Linked DNA regions of Homo sapiens: region 2 is linked to region 1. Evidence: read pairs that join two places in POLR2A ChIA-PET (ENCODE). Cell type or tissue: OCI-LY7. All regions are shown on one strand. Each heading gives the region's core, and the rest is flanking DNA. Links, peaks and the distances in the headings are about the cores only.

Region 1 (7,456 bases), core at 752-5,751:
TTACCAAGAGGAGGAGGCACTCACTCCTCCACACGGGGCACACAGGCAAGCACTAGAGTTGGTTGAAGACAGAGGGAGAGGGGAAAACCATGGGCAAGGCTCTCTATTGTGGTTTCCAAGGGAAAGAGCATGCAAAACAGGGCAAGCGGGTTGAGGATTGGCTTGTCTGAGTAATTTCAGCAAGCTCTGGGGTATAGGGACTGTGCCTAGTTGTTTGCTACCTGGCCCTGGGGTGATGAGGGCAGGGAATCATGGCCTGGTCAGGAGTGTAAGTGCAATAGAGGAAGTGTCGCTGGTAGGCATTCTAGATTGGTTGGTTTGCATATGAAAGGTGCGCTCTCAGGCCAGCCCTTGACTTTCTCTAGTAATTAGCCCTGGGAGGGGGGACTCCCGCCAAGACAGCAAGGCCCTAAAACAGCAAAGCATCAGAATACAGAAAATAAAAAGACGCAGTTAATACAACATGCGACTGGGGCACCTTCCAGGGCATAGGTGTCCACAAAAAGTGCACACAACAACAAGGACACAAAACAGCGTTTCTAAAGCCACACTGACACTGTGAGAGAGATGCCTGACTTCTCAGGGTCACAAAATGGGAGACAAAGGCAGGCAGAGGGTGCAATTTTAAGAGGCTGTTCTCTCAGCTGGTGACTGAGGCTAAGGGAGGACCATGTGGGGAGGTTCTGTGCCTCCTCCAGGGGAGGGCACTAAGGCTCTGTTCTCCCTGCCCAGCCCTGTCCACCCGCACACTTGTTCCTCTGCCCTGTGAGCTTCCTAAGCTGCTTGTTTTGAGGGGCTTCATCTGAGAATGTTGGCCAGGGGTATTTTCCTGAACTGTGCTGCCTTCTCTGACAGACGTGCTTCCCATCCAAGACCAAAGCCCACTCCATTCTGGCCTCCAGGGGCCTGAGCTTGGCTGGGCCTTTTTCACTCGGATGAGCTTTCATTGCATTTCTAGCAACTACACTGTGGTGTAGCGATCAGAGCCACCAGTTCCGGAACCAGGCTGCTCCTCATTTGCAAACTGCAAATGATGAAATTAAAGTTAATAAGACTTGCTCATAGGGTTACTATATTAAGTTACTCTACTTAGAACATGCCACTTACACAGAAAGTATTATGTAAATGTTATGTTTGCATACATTACAGCACTGCCTAATAATTGGGCAGAAATGACAATCAGCTCAAAAAAACGGATTATAATTATTGATGATTTTAAGAAACTTATCAGGTTCTTTCTCCCTCAAGTAGTCCTTGTCAGACCCTTACTGGACCCACACTAAGTGCAGGGCCTGAGCTAGTCCCCGGAGGCAGATGTGGAAACCTGTCATCCCAGAAGAGGAACAGTAGCAATCACTTGTTGATTGGAACTATGCACCTTGTCTCCCTGGCTCGTGGTCTGATATTTCTCATGGCTATCATGTAGCCAGGCAAAGATCCTATTAGTATGGTTATGCTTTCAATTATTCAAACATTTACTAACTATCAGATGGCATTTTAAACACTGGGTACAAATGAGTCAACTTCATCCTTGCCACATCATTAAGGGATGGGTATTACTAGTCCCATCTTAGATGCAAAGAGAATGTGACTTGGAGCGGCTCAGTATTTGCCCCCTCTGCAGCAGTGCATGGCAGAAGGGATCCAAGCAAGCTGCACACAGGATCTTCTATGATGCAAATTCACACAGGGAGGAGGCAGAGCACCTGCCTGGAAAAGTGTCTCAAACTGAGTTTGGAAGGATATACAGGGGTTGGCCCAGCAAAATGGGTAGTTAGGATAAAGTCAACCTATACAGAGAAAAAAACACATTTCCAGAAGTGGAAGTGTGGGGTGGGCCCGTGCCTGGAAGATGCCAGTGTATCCGTGAGGTGTAAGACATGAGGCTAGAGAGGTGGGAAGGGCCAGGCCATTCTCCAGAAGATTCTAGATCAGTCCAGAATTTATTCTCAGGGGTTAAATTCAGTCATTTTGTGTACCCTCCTACCCATTTGAAATAGCCAAAATTTCAACCACAAACTCACTAAAAAAAAAAAAAAATTCCATTATTTGTCTTTTCAGATGCCAGAGGTCAAATCTTAAAACTATCTGGCCTGCCTTTGACCTTCATGGGAAAACCTAAAGTGTTCTGTCTCCATAGAGCTAGATGTTCATCAAATCCAATTACCTCTCCCAGCTGCACCGCTCACCAGGAGGCAGGGCTCTGCTGGGGACAAAGAGAGGCAGAGGAAGCAGACTGTCCCCAGCCCCGCTTCCTGCTGCAAATTAAGCCAGGCATCGACTGTGCCGACTCACCACCTGGCTGCTGCCACAACAGCAGCTGCAGCCTGTTAGCACTGAAGAGTTTCTCTCCCAACTATTCCCATTAGTGTGGCCAGCGAGGGGGAGGATGAGTAAGTGTCTGTGCTCAGCTTGGGGCTCTGGCTCCTGCTGTCTCTTCACTGGGCTCTGACCTCCAGGGGCTGGGCGGGACATCCAAGCGTCAGAAGCCAACATAGGCCTGCTGACTCCCAGAGTTCGGCGCCTAACTTGGAGACAGGGCAGCAGAAGAGATTCTCAGCCCTGGCTGCCAAGCATTGCTCAAGAAGCTTCAGATTCAGAGAGACTGGGTAAGGCGGCCCCTCTGGGTCTGTAAAGCACCACTGTGATTCCAAAGCACAGCCAGGGTCAGCACTTCACCGATCTGTATTCACCAGCTGTCCTGCACATGTGTCTTTGATAGGACATGTGGGAAAGACATTAGGCCCTTCCAGCTCCCAGTAACTAAATATAGTCCTTCACATATCTCAGGGTAAGGCACTCTGTACCTTTTCAAACTGCTTTCATATACCTTGTCTCATTTGAGCCTGTGAGCAAGGGGAGGAGGCCGCTGAAACCCCAAGGTGCACTGAACGCCCCTGATGCCTTTAATCACGCAGCCAATTAGAGGCAAGGTTGGAACTATGCACCTTGTCTCCCTGGCTCGTGGTCTGATATTTCTCATGGCTATCATGTAGCCAGGCAAAGATCCTATTAGTATGGTTATGCTTTCAATTATTCAATACTTCTGTGTTACAATACACTGCTTATGTGGAACTGCTTGTAAGTGGCCATCATTGACTTCACCGATGAATCTGCTCCCCCTGTGTTGGAGAAAGTACCGAGTCATTGCCTCTAACCCCTAGCAAATGTAAAATACCTTTGCAATAGCTGGAAAAAGAAAATCACTGATGCCGACAGAATCTCCTTCATTCTCATAGACTAGGTAACAAAAGGGGAAGAAATCATGTCAGCTGAAAGATCTGGGGAGAAATCGATTTGGGACTGCTAGAATCACAGGAAGTTTTTGTTGAAGGATCAGAAACCCACGCAAGCCAGCTCAAGCAAAAGGTTTATTGTACAAGACACAGAGCGATGTAACAGAACCCAGCTGTAGGAAGTGCAGCTGGGTCTCCAGGGAACCAGAGAATGAATGGCAACCGTTTCTCAAGCCACATCATCTCTCATCTTGGCTTCTCTCTGTACACCTGCTCCCATATCCTCCCTATGGGCTGGCTTCCCCTTGCTGTTCAGGGTTTCTGCTCCTTCACAACTTCAGTTTGCTTATTGCTTTGTCTAAGTAAGCCTCACCATGAAACTTGACTCTACATAACTGTACTTGGAACCTATAGCTAATCAAGTCAGTCCCCGGAACTGGAAGCATCCCTATTCCAGATCCTCAGGGAGAGGATCTGACTGTTTGGCTGGGCTGGCAGGGCCCACCCCACTGTCCACTCATCTGATTCCAGGAAGGATTGAGTCTCATGGGATGCTGCCTAGATCTAAGCTGGCAATGGGGATGACAGGTAAAGAGACCAGTCACTTAGAACTGAGCCAAGACAAACTCAGATGACTCTATCCCAGGAAGAAAGGCAAAGCCTCCCTTCTGAAAGCCATTCAACAAGCAGGTCATTGAAGTGTGTTGGAACACAGGTTAGAATAATAAATAATAGGCTGGGTGTGGCGGCTCACGCCTGTAATCCCAGCACTTTGGGAGGCCAAGGTGGGTGGATCACCTGAGGTCAGGAGTTCAAGACCAGCCTGGCCAACATGGCGAAACCCTGTCTCTACTAAAAATTTAAAAATTAGCTGGGCATGGTGGTGCATGCCTGTAGTCCCAGCTACTTGGGAGGCTGAGACATGAGAATTGCTTGAACCTGGGAGGCAGAGGTTGCAGTGAGCCAAGATCGCACCACTGCACTCCAGCCTGGGTGACAGAGCGAGACTCCGTCTGAAACAAACAAACAAAAAAGAATGATAATAATGTGTGAAAAACCAGGACGCACAATCTACGGGACCACATTCTCACTGAGGAAGTGGTTTTCTAGAGCAGTGACTATATAATCCTTTTAGTAGGTGAATCAGTCAAGCAGGTCAAAATACCTCATTTCCCAACAAACCTTACAAGAAAAAAAGCCCTGCCAGATTAAACAAGAATATGAGTCTCTTCTAGACGAGATTCTGAAAACCCAGATAAGTAAGAAAAACACTGGACCAGGACTCCGAAATCCCGAGTTTTCATTCAGGCTTTGTTATGAATTTTTCATCTGGTGGCCCTTCCTTCTTCATTTAGCTAACTTCTCATCAAGACTCAGCTCCCAGGGCTGAGGCCGGTGACTTACTCCTGTCATTCCAGCACTTTGGGAGGTCAAGATAAAAGGATTTCTTGAGGCCAGGAGTTTGAGACCAGCCTGGGCAATATAGTGAGACCCTCTGTCGGCAGAAAATTTTAAAAATTATCCAGGTGTGGTGGTGCATGCCTGTATTCCTAGCTACTCAGGACACTAAGGCAGAAGGATCGCTTGAGCCCAGGAGTTGGAGGTTACAGTGAGCTGTGATGGCACCACTGCATCTAGCCTGGGCAACAGAGTAAGACCTTGTCTCAAACAAACAAACAAAAATGCTCAGTTCCAGGAAGTTCCTGCTCTGTGCTCCCACAGGACCATCTACATGCCTCCATCATGGCAGCTCCCCATTGTCCTAAAATTGTTTGCCTACCGTCTGTTCTCTCACTGGAAGTACATTCCTCTAGCATGGATCCTCTATGTCCTCAGTTATACCCCCATGTGTTCTGCCGTACTTGACATATAGTACTCAATAAATGTTTTTCAGCTGAACTGACTATGAGAAGATATTTATCTGAGCTGCAAATCAAGGCACACACACTGTTGTCTGGCTGAAAACCTCGAGCCCTTTGTGGTAGGAGATTGGGTACCACTTGATAGACAGTAGAGAACACAGGGACAGCCAGTACTCTAAAGCATAGCCAGCCCCGCCTGGGACACTGATGTATCCGCCTGCCGTATGTGAAAAGAGATAAAATTTTAGCACCTTCCAAATGTACTGTGCTAAGAATAAAAGTTAAGCCCTGCAAACTGAGTCATATAACATGACCGTTCTTTTCCTCTGGTGCATGACCATTGCTTCCTGACTTTTGTGTTGAGATGTTACATGCCAACCAGACTTCCCATTCTTCATTCAAACCTACACAAAATGATGCTGGAGACCTTGTGGTTGTTATCTCCCTACAATAGGATGTTAAGCCACCCCCTTAGCGTGGAATCGATAGTAGCCAATCAAATCTTATATCTGCATGTTAGCCTCTCTATGGAAAATGCTGTGATTCCATTCAACACTTCCATTTTTGACCTCATAAGCAGCCCTCACTTTTCCCCACACCAGGACACCAGGAGCACCAATCACCATTCTTTGGTGTCCACGTGTCCTGAGATGGCCACCCTGACAGTGCACTTGAATAAACTCTCTTAACTGGGTCCTGAGCCTTTTGATTATTTCAAACTGCCAAATATTAGGAAGAAAATGTGCATATTCTCAAACTAAAAATGAATAAAGCCACACCACCACTGATGCTTTTCAAGATATATTTTATTACAAAAGAAAGTTTGAATGTAAAAACAAATACAGCAACGTCAGCACAATGGCAGAGTATGACCCTCCAAGCTCTTCTCCCCCAACAGAAACTTTCTTTTTTTGGAGACAGGGTCTCACTCTGTCACCCAGGCTGGAGAGCAGTGGTGTAATCTTGGTTCACTGCAACCTCCACCTCCTAGGCTCAACAGAAATATATTTTTTTACAGCAGAAACTTAAAAAAAAATGTTTCTATTGAGCCCAGGAGGTGGAGGTTGCAGTGGCTCACGCCTGTAATCCCTTTGGGAGGCCGAGGTGGGTGGATCACTTGAGGCCAGGAGTTTGAGACCAGCCTGGCCAACGTGATGAAACCCTGTCTCTACTAAAAATACAAAAATTAGCTGGGTGCGGTCGGTGGCGGGGGTGCTTGTAATCCCAGCTACTCGGGAGGCTGAGGCAGGAAAATCGCTTGAACCCGGGAGGCAGAGGTTACAGTGAGCCGAGATCGTACCATTGCACTCCAGCCTGGGCGACAGAGCGAGACTCCGTCTCAAAAAACAAACAAACAAACAAACAAACAAACCAACCATTTGTAACTACTTTAAAAAATAGTCTAATGTTTATAGCAACCACGTAAGGGCTGAGTACAGAAAAAGACACTTCAAAACCATAGCAGGGGGGCAGTGTTGTCTGCTGGGTCCTGGAGACCTTCGGTGTTGCCACTGCTCTCACCATGCCTTCAGTCCAGACTGCGTCACAGCCTCTCGGGAGACGTGGGCCCTCAGAACCTCTTTAGCGCTGGACTCCAGGCCGCAGGCAGCCCAGCAGCAGCAGCAGCAGGATAGCAGAACCTCTGGATGCACTCTTCCTGGGAAGCTTTGCTAATTTGCAGCTGCTGCACTGTGTTCCTCATTAACATCTGTCAGCTTAGTCATTACATCATTTCACTGTGGTGGGAGGGACTCAGCTCAGAATTCTATATATATGGAAAAAGCACCTGGGTCCCAGTCTTTCACTGGCTTCAACACAACCAGAAGTGCCTGCTCTTGAGGCTGGGTGGGCTTCTAGGAAAGATGTCCCTGCCCATCAGGATAAACTGCTGGGCATCCAGCTATGATGATGCCCTCGAGGACCCTGTGCCCATGACTCCTCCATCGGACACGGGCAGCGTCCACTGGAAGCCAGTGATTCCAGAGTGCAAGTATCAGTGCCTCACCAAGGAGGAGGAAGGAGAGACCAGCCTACCCGCCCCTGCCATGACCCTGTCATTGACAGTGTGACACAGTCCCAGTGGTGAAGTCTAAAGCTACCCATATCATCATGAATTCTCTGTTCACAAAACAGACCCAGGAAAGTACTCAGCATTTTGGGCGACAGGCAGGGTTGAGAGGTGCTGGCTACACACCACACAAGGGCCTCACCGCAGAGGAGACCAAGTACCTTCGAGTGGCGGAAGTGCTCCACCAACTAAAGCTACAGAGTGGAGAGAGAACAAGAGAAGAGAGGCAGCCTGCATCAGCCCAGTCAGCCCCAAGCTGCACTCCTCACTCTTCCCCTGAGCAGAGACCC
Region 2 (7,456 bases), core at 1,342-6,341, 350 kb after region 1:
TAGAAGTATCTGGTACAGTCCTTTCCACAGACACTCTGAGACAGTCCTTCTTTGTTGTAGATCTAAGTTTTAGAATCTGTAGCTTACAGCAGAGCCAGTCCATATCACAAAGCATCATTTTCCTTACCAGTGTCCATGAAATACTTTCTCAATTCACGTGAACTCATAGACAGACATATGAGCAAGGTTTTTACCCAATTCTTTGTTGTATCTCACATGGCAGAGAATAGATTCACATCAACCTGCTATATCACAAAACGGTTGGACCATAAAACTACATTCCTAATCATTGCTGCCACCATTGGGGAATAAATTCTTGGCCATGCGCAAATCTGAACTGGAAACAAATTTGTCTAAGGACCAGAAACAGAAGCAAAAGTAATGAGATAGGGTGGCAGCGGGGAGCGGGTGGTGAGATGCACAGAGAAACAGAGTCAAGGAAGATAAATTCTATTGGCATTTGAGACTCACTTCAGGAGCCAAGAAAAGGTGCTACTGGGCTTACCTGGCCAGGAAGTGCACTTTTTTGGTTAATTAAGTTTAATTGGTTCCGGAAGTTGAGTCCACTTGGACATCTCAATGAGATGTCCAAAACTGTCAAAGTATGTGCAATGAACTGAATTGCATATGTTGAAGCGCTAATCCAAAATTCTTATGTGGAAACCCTGACCTCCGATGTGACTATATATTTGGAGATGGGGCCTGTGAGGAGGTGTTAAAGTTGAATGAGGTCATGAGACTTAAGCCCTGATCTGATAGGGCTGATGCCCTCATAAGAAGAGGAAGAGACCCCAGAACTCTCTTTCAGCCATGTGAGGACACAGGGAGATAGGGGCTATCTACAAGCCAGGAAGAAAACTCTTTGCCAGAAACCAACGATGCTGGCACTTTGCTCTTGGACTTCACAGCCAGAACTGTGAGAAATAAATTTCTGTTGTTTAAGCCACCCAGTCTATGCTACTTTTTTATGGCAGCTCTAGCATACTAATGCAGTATAATTCCCCAAAAAGTTATCAACGTGACTTTCTTACAAACACAAATATATATATTTTTTTGAGATGGAGTTTCGCTCTTGTTGCCCAGGCTGGAGTGCAATGGTGTCATCTCAGCTCACCACAACCTCTGCCTACCAGGTTCAGGGGATTCTCCTGCCTCAGCCTCCCGAGTAGCTGGGATTACAGGTATGCACCACCACGCCTGGCTAATTTTGTATTTTTAGTAGAGACGGGGTTTCTCCATGTTGGTCAGGCTGGTCTCAAACTCCTGACCTCAGGTGATCTGCCCACCTCGGCCTCCCAAACTGCTGGGATTACAGGCGTGAGCCACCTTGCCTGGCCTGATTTATTTTAATCCATCAATGACGGGATCAGCATGATAACAAGCCTGGTTCTGTATTAGACTTTTTAAATGAGTGACTTATACCAGCTACATTCATTTCCTCACTATTCACACATTCCTTAGCTTCCCAGATTTCACGTTTACCCTCTCACTTTATTAAACCTCATTTTTTTATTTTTTATTTTTAGTTATTTTATTTGGAGACACAGTCTCACTCTGTCACTCAGGCTGGAGTGCAGTGGCACGATCTCGGCTCACTGCAACCTCTGCCTCCTGGGTTCAAGCCATTCTCATGTCTCAGCCTCCAGAGAAGCTGGGACTACAGGCATGCGCCAGTCATGATTGAATAATTTTTGTATTTTTTGGTAGAGATGAGGTTTCACCATGTTGGCCAGGCTGGTCTTGAACTCCTGACCTCAGGTGATTCACCCCCGTGGGCCTCCCAAAGTGCTGGGATTACAGGCATGAGCCACTGCGCCCAGCTAAAACCTCATTTTTTATACAGATGGGTCTTGCTGTGACACCCAGGTTGGAGTGCAGTGGTGTGATCATAGCTCACTGCAGCCTCGACATCCTGGGGTCAAACAATCCTCCCACCTCAACCTCCTGGGTAGCTGGGACTACAGGCATGCTCCACCATGCCTGGGTAATATCTTTTATTTTTTAAGAGACAGGGTCTTGTTACATTGCCCAGGCTGGTCTTGAACTCCTGGCCTCAAGTGGTCCTCCCGCCTTGGCCTCGTAAAGTAGTGGGATTATAGGCACAAGCCACCGTGGCTGGCAAAACCTCATTCTTGAAACTCACCAGCAAACTATTCTACTGTGGAACCCAAGTTTTCTTCATTCCTCACTATCCTAAATTACATAGTACTAGTGACAACTGTTCACCTGCAGTTTGAAGACCCTAAGCCAGTTCTCTGCTTGTGTTTCTGGATACATCTGTTCTTTGTCGTTCTTCCTTCGTATGTGGAGCCATCCTCAAAGCACTGGGGTCATCCTGCTTAACAATAAAAAGAGCTACCATTTATTGATTGCTTATTCAATGCAGACACAGTTCTCACTACTTCATAAGCTGCAATTTTATCTGGTCTTCACAGGAACTGTTATTATCTCTGTTTCATGCCTAGGGACACTGAAGCATAGAGAAGTTACCTGACCAAAGTCACGTAGTTAGTGGCAAAACCAAGATTCAAACTCAGGCAGTCTGGCTCTGCCTTGAGGCAGACTGCACAGTCTCCACCTTCTCTATTTTTTGCCTCGGAGCACCTGGCCAATTATCCCTTGGCCAACCTCACATGACTATTAACTCCAGAGTCAGCCATCTCTGAGCTCCAATTCCACCACTGCTAGCTGTGTAATCTTAATCGAGTTCTTTATTCTTTATTAGGTCTAGTCCTCAATTTCATCATCTGTAAAATGGGCACATAATAGATTCTATTTCTAATTCTCACAGAGTTGCTATGAGAATTAATTGAGCTGATATGAGTAAAATGCCTGACATTGAGAAGGCATTGGATGCTAGTACTATTAGTCATCTAATTACATGTTGTTTGTCTGTGGAACAGAGCACCTAGGTTCTTTTCCTGGGATCCATAAGCCAGCATGGGGGAGGGTTACAGGCAGGCAAATGTTTTGTGTGTACATTTATTTTTTCTGGGGAGAAAGTCCATAAGTTTGATCATATTCTCAAAAGAGTATATGACCCCCAAAAGTTGGGAACCACTGAGCTTTAAATGAGTCTAAAAGGGCCCCAGCACGGTGGCTCATGTCTGTAATCCCAGCACTTAGAGAGGCTGAGGAAGGCGGATCGCCTGAGGTCAGGAGTTCAAGACCAGCCTGGCCAACATGGCGAAACCTCGTCTCTATTAAAAATACAAAAATTAGCCCAGCATGTCAGCGTGAGCCTGTAATCCCAGCTACTTGGGAGGCTGAGGCAGGAGAATAGCTTGACCCAGGGAGACGGAGGTTGCAGTGAGTCGAGATCATGCCACTGCCCTCTGGCCTGGGTGACGGAGCAAGACTCCGTCTCAAAAATAAATAAATAAATACATAAATAAATAAACCTAAAGTTTGAGACCTGCGTCTTTTACATTTCCTGCCCTCAGCATAGCCAGGGATACAGCAAGCTTTCACTGATGTGCATGGAATTGAATCCTCACTGGAACGTAGCAGCTGGGTCAAGGCCGTGGACAGTAGGGTTCCTGACATTGTCACCTGTCTTCATTCCACACAAAGATGCCCACTGTGAAAAGTTTTCTGAAATCACTTCTTCAGTCCAATAACAACATTTCAAAGCTGAGTATTTCACGTGCTGCATTGGGAAAGGGTGCTGATTACATCCCTCAAACTGCACAACTGTGACCGTCACTGCTGGCTGATACTTCGCAGAAGGGCGCAGGGGGCAACTGTTGATGTGGCAGGGCTATGTTAGCATTCTTTACCTTACCTTCGCTTGAGGACTTAAGATAATAGCAGCTACCACAGAAATAATGGAAACAAAAATTCTTTTATTTTAATTTGTATCCGTTCTTACGGTTTCTTTATACTCCTCCTCAATTCAAAATGAATCTAAGCACATTTAGATATTGATTCCAATTAAGATATTTAATATGTCTTATCTTCTGTAAACTAGTCCATTTTGTGTTGATATAAAGGAATTCCAGAAATTGGGTAACTTATTTACAAAAAAAAAAAAGGAGGTTTTTTTGGCTCATAGTTCTGCAGGCTGTACAAGAAGCACAGTGCTGGCATCTGCTTCTGGGTGGGGAAGCCCAGGAAGCTCACAGCCATAGCAGAAGGGGAAAAGGCAACAGGTATGTCACATGGCAAGAAAGGGAGCAAGAGGGATGCCAAGATCTTTTAAACAGCCAGCTCCCACATGAGCTAATAGCATATTATTATGTCAGGACTTATCCGCTTGGAAGTGACAAAAAAAATTCAAACTAGCTTAAACAGAAAGGATATTTGTGGGCTCAGGCAGAGCTAGAGCCAGGGGTTCAACCAATGTCACTGGGACTCTCTTTCCTTCTCTTTGTCTTTGAGCTCTGCTTTCCTGCTGAAGGCTGGCCTCTTCTTCTCGCACTGGAAAAGGACTTCCTCCCTATAGCTGGAGAAAGTGCCACTTAATAGCCTCAAGCTTATATTGTCTGAGCCAAAGACCACCAGCAAAAGAGAACTTCTTGGTATTCCAATTATAGACAAAGATTCTTCCATCACATGCGCAGCTGTTGCCAGGGGCATAAGATGATCTGATTGGCCAAGCCCAGGTCACTTCCCTTTCCCTATAGATGGGGACAGAGTGGGAGGCTGGGGTTGACAGCCCCAGGAGAACCACAGGGGGACAGGGAAGAGCAGTGAGCAGATGAAGCAATACGTGTCCATTTATACATTTGCCTTTGTGTTAAAATAACAAGAACTTGATGAGAAAGACCAAACTGGACAGCACTCATGGGGTGGGAAGGACTCCTCTCTGGGACATAATTGACCATATGTAAGGTCTAGCTGTTAAAAAATCTACTATAGTCATAAGCATAACCTATAAGATCGTATTTCTAGAACAGAGGAGGTAAGCCTCCCTCCAGAGGAGCCCTTGTTCATACAGTACTGAAGGACAGCCACAATGGACGAGGGTGTCAATTTGTTCTGCAGATGAGATGAGGACCGATGAGCAAAGATTAAAAGACAGAACAGTGGCAAATGTTACTGGCTTGGGACTGGTTTCTTAAGCTAGAGGGAACTTTTAGGAATGACCTAAGGCAGCGGTCCCCAACCTTGTTGGCACCAAGGACTAGTTTCGTGGAAGACAATTTTTCTACAGATGTGGGGCAGCAAGGCAGCGTGGTTTAGTGATGAAACTGTTCCACCTTAGATCATCAGGCATTAGACAGATTCTCATAAGGAGTGCGCAACTTAGATCCCTCGCATGCACAGTTCATAAAAGGGTTCGCACTCCTATGAGAATCTAATCCTGCTGCTGATCTGACAGGAGGCTGAGCTCAGGTGGTAATTGTTCACATGCCGCTCACCTCTTGCAATGCGGCTCAGAACCTAACAGGCCATAGATGGTACCAGAACCCCTGGCCTAAGAGGCTCACAGAAAAAATGGAAAGGGTGGAAATTTAAGAGAAACCAAGGGGACTCCAGAAACCAGGCTGCAAGATCCAGGCATAGGCAGGAGAGGGAGGATCTGTGCCCTCAATTTTGGCAGAGGAAGCCCTGGATGGGAGGCAGCCCTGGGCGAGGAGGGGCATCTTCCTCTGATGGAGATTGGGGAGCCAATAGAAAGGAAGATCTGGCCAGGCACAGTGGCTCATGCTGTAATCCCAGCACTTTGAGAGGCCGAGGCAGATGGATCACCTGAGGTCAGGAGTTCAAGACCAGCGTGGCCAACATGGTGAAACTCTGTCTCTACTAAAAATACAAAATCTAGCCGGGCATGGTGGCAGGTGCCTGTAGTCCCAGCTACTCAGGAGGCTGAGGCAGGGGAATAGCTTGAACTCAGGAAGGGGAGTTGCAGTGAGCCAAGATCGCGCCACTGCACTCCAGCCTGGGCGACAGAGTGAGACTCCATCTCCAAAAAAAAAGGGCCTGGAGCTGCACTCCTGAAAGATAAACAATAGATATTTGCCACACAGGCATACAGATTCCACATGAGAAAATCTGCTGGCGACCGAGTCTGGCCAGGAGCAGAACAGGCAGCCTCACAGGGACATGAAGGCTGTCCACCTCTCGGGGGGTGTGGCTGAACCTCTTGGAGCCCTTCCACCCTAAGCCTCTGGCACTATCACTCCCTCAGCTTGCCAGCCCATCCTATCTCAATAATTTTCTTCTTCTGAGCCAGGGGAGGCCATCCTCCGAGGGCTTCCTCAACTTCCCTCTTCCTTGCTTCTGAGAAAAAGCTGATCTTCCAACTCACATGCTGTGTACCCACTCCTCCTGACTCCTCCCCAATTCACGTGCTCTGTACCCACTCCTCCCACACAGTGCTCCTTCCATCCACTGCCCTCTCCTTCCCATTTGTCTCTGGATGGTGCTGTTCTCTCTCCCTCTCTCTCCCCCCGTCCCCAGCCCCCGACTGCCCCTTCCAAATACAAACATACTCAGGAGACATCCGCTATCTACTTGACACTTTTTATGAATTCCCATGCCAGTGTAGAACCTAGAAAAGCCAGATATTTGCAAGCCTCTCTTGTAAATAGGGTGCAGTCGCTCAGGTTAGAGTGCAGTGGTATGATCTCAGCTTACCTCTGCCTCTCAGGTTCAAGTAATTCTCCTGTCAGCCTCCGGAGTAGCTGGGACTACAAGCATGCACCACCAAGTCCAGCTAATTTTTGTATTTTTAGTAAAAATGAGGTTTCGCCATGTTGGCCAGGTTGGTCTTGAACTCCTGACCTCAGGTGATCCGCCTGCCTTGGCCTCCCAGAGTGCCCTTATATTTGTGTGTGTGTGTGTGTGTGTGTGTTGTGTTGAAGATTGTAAAATATGCCCGCAAATTCCTTCACCCGGTATGCAATCCCTTTTGGAATGTGAATTTGCTGCTCCTCTTATGCAGAAGGGAAGTTCATTTCTCTCCCTTGACTCTTAGCCTTGTGATTTCTTTGAACGTGAGAATGCAGCAGGAGATGTATATGACCTTGAGATGCCAGTCCAGGCTTCTGGAGGATGTGACCAAGACGGCCCAGCCCACAGCCCACCCCACTGCCAGTTATGTAAGGGAGGTGTACTAGTTTGTTTTGTGCTGTTATAAAGGAATACCGGAGGCTGGGTAATTTATAAATAAAACAGGTTTATTTGGCTCATGGTTCTGCAGGCTATACAGGAAGCACAGTGTCAGCATCTGCTTCTGGTGAGGCCTCAGGGAGCTTCCAATCATGGTGGAAGGGGAAGGGGAGCTGTCATGTCACATGGAGAGAGAAAGGGAGTGAGAGAGAGAGAGGAGGACATGCCAGGCTCTTTTTGAACAACAAGCTCTCATGCAAACTAAAAGAGTGAGAACTCACTCGTTACTGAAGAATGGCACCAAGCCATGCATGAGGGATCTGCCCCCATGACCCACACACTTCCCACTAGGCCCCACCTCCAACATTGGGGATCAATTTCAACTTCAGATTTGGAGGAA

The links. Peaks named below come from ENCODE experiments on the same cell type or tissue, not always from the same donor. Only the 100,000 strongest peaks of a DNase experiment are listed, where the experiment ranks them.
Region 2: POLR2A ChIA-PET joins it to region 1 with 8 read pairs; 2 of 35 experiments call an interaction of 5 or more read pairs at or near these places.

The regions. Positions count from the first base shown.
Region 1 is chr1:229,689,351-229,696,806 of GRCh38, reverse strand. It overlaps the pseudogene KIAA1191P3. Among named protein-coding and RNA genes, the nearest start is that of URB2, 67 kb to the right of the region's middle. RefSeq lists an enhancer at 1,394-1,895. In OCI-LY7, for the core only: no CTCF peak of the experiment used is centred there; DNase peaks (open chromatin) are centred at 2,266, 3,476 and 4,346; H3K4me3 peaks cover 3,719 bases; H3K27ac peaks cover 4,402 bases.
Region 2 is chr1:229,344,869-229,352,324 of GRCh38, reverse strand. No RefSeq gene overlaps it. Among named protein-coding and RNA genes, the nearest start is that of CCSAP, 5.6 kb to the right of the region's middle. In OCI-LY7, for the core only: no CTCF peak of the experiment used is centred there; no DNase peak of the experiment used is centred there.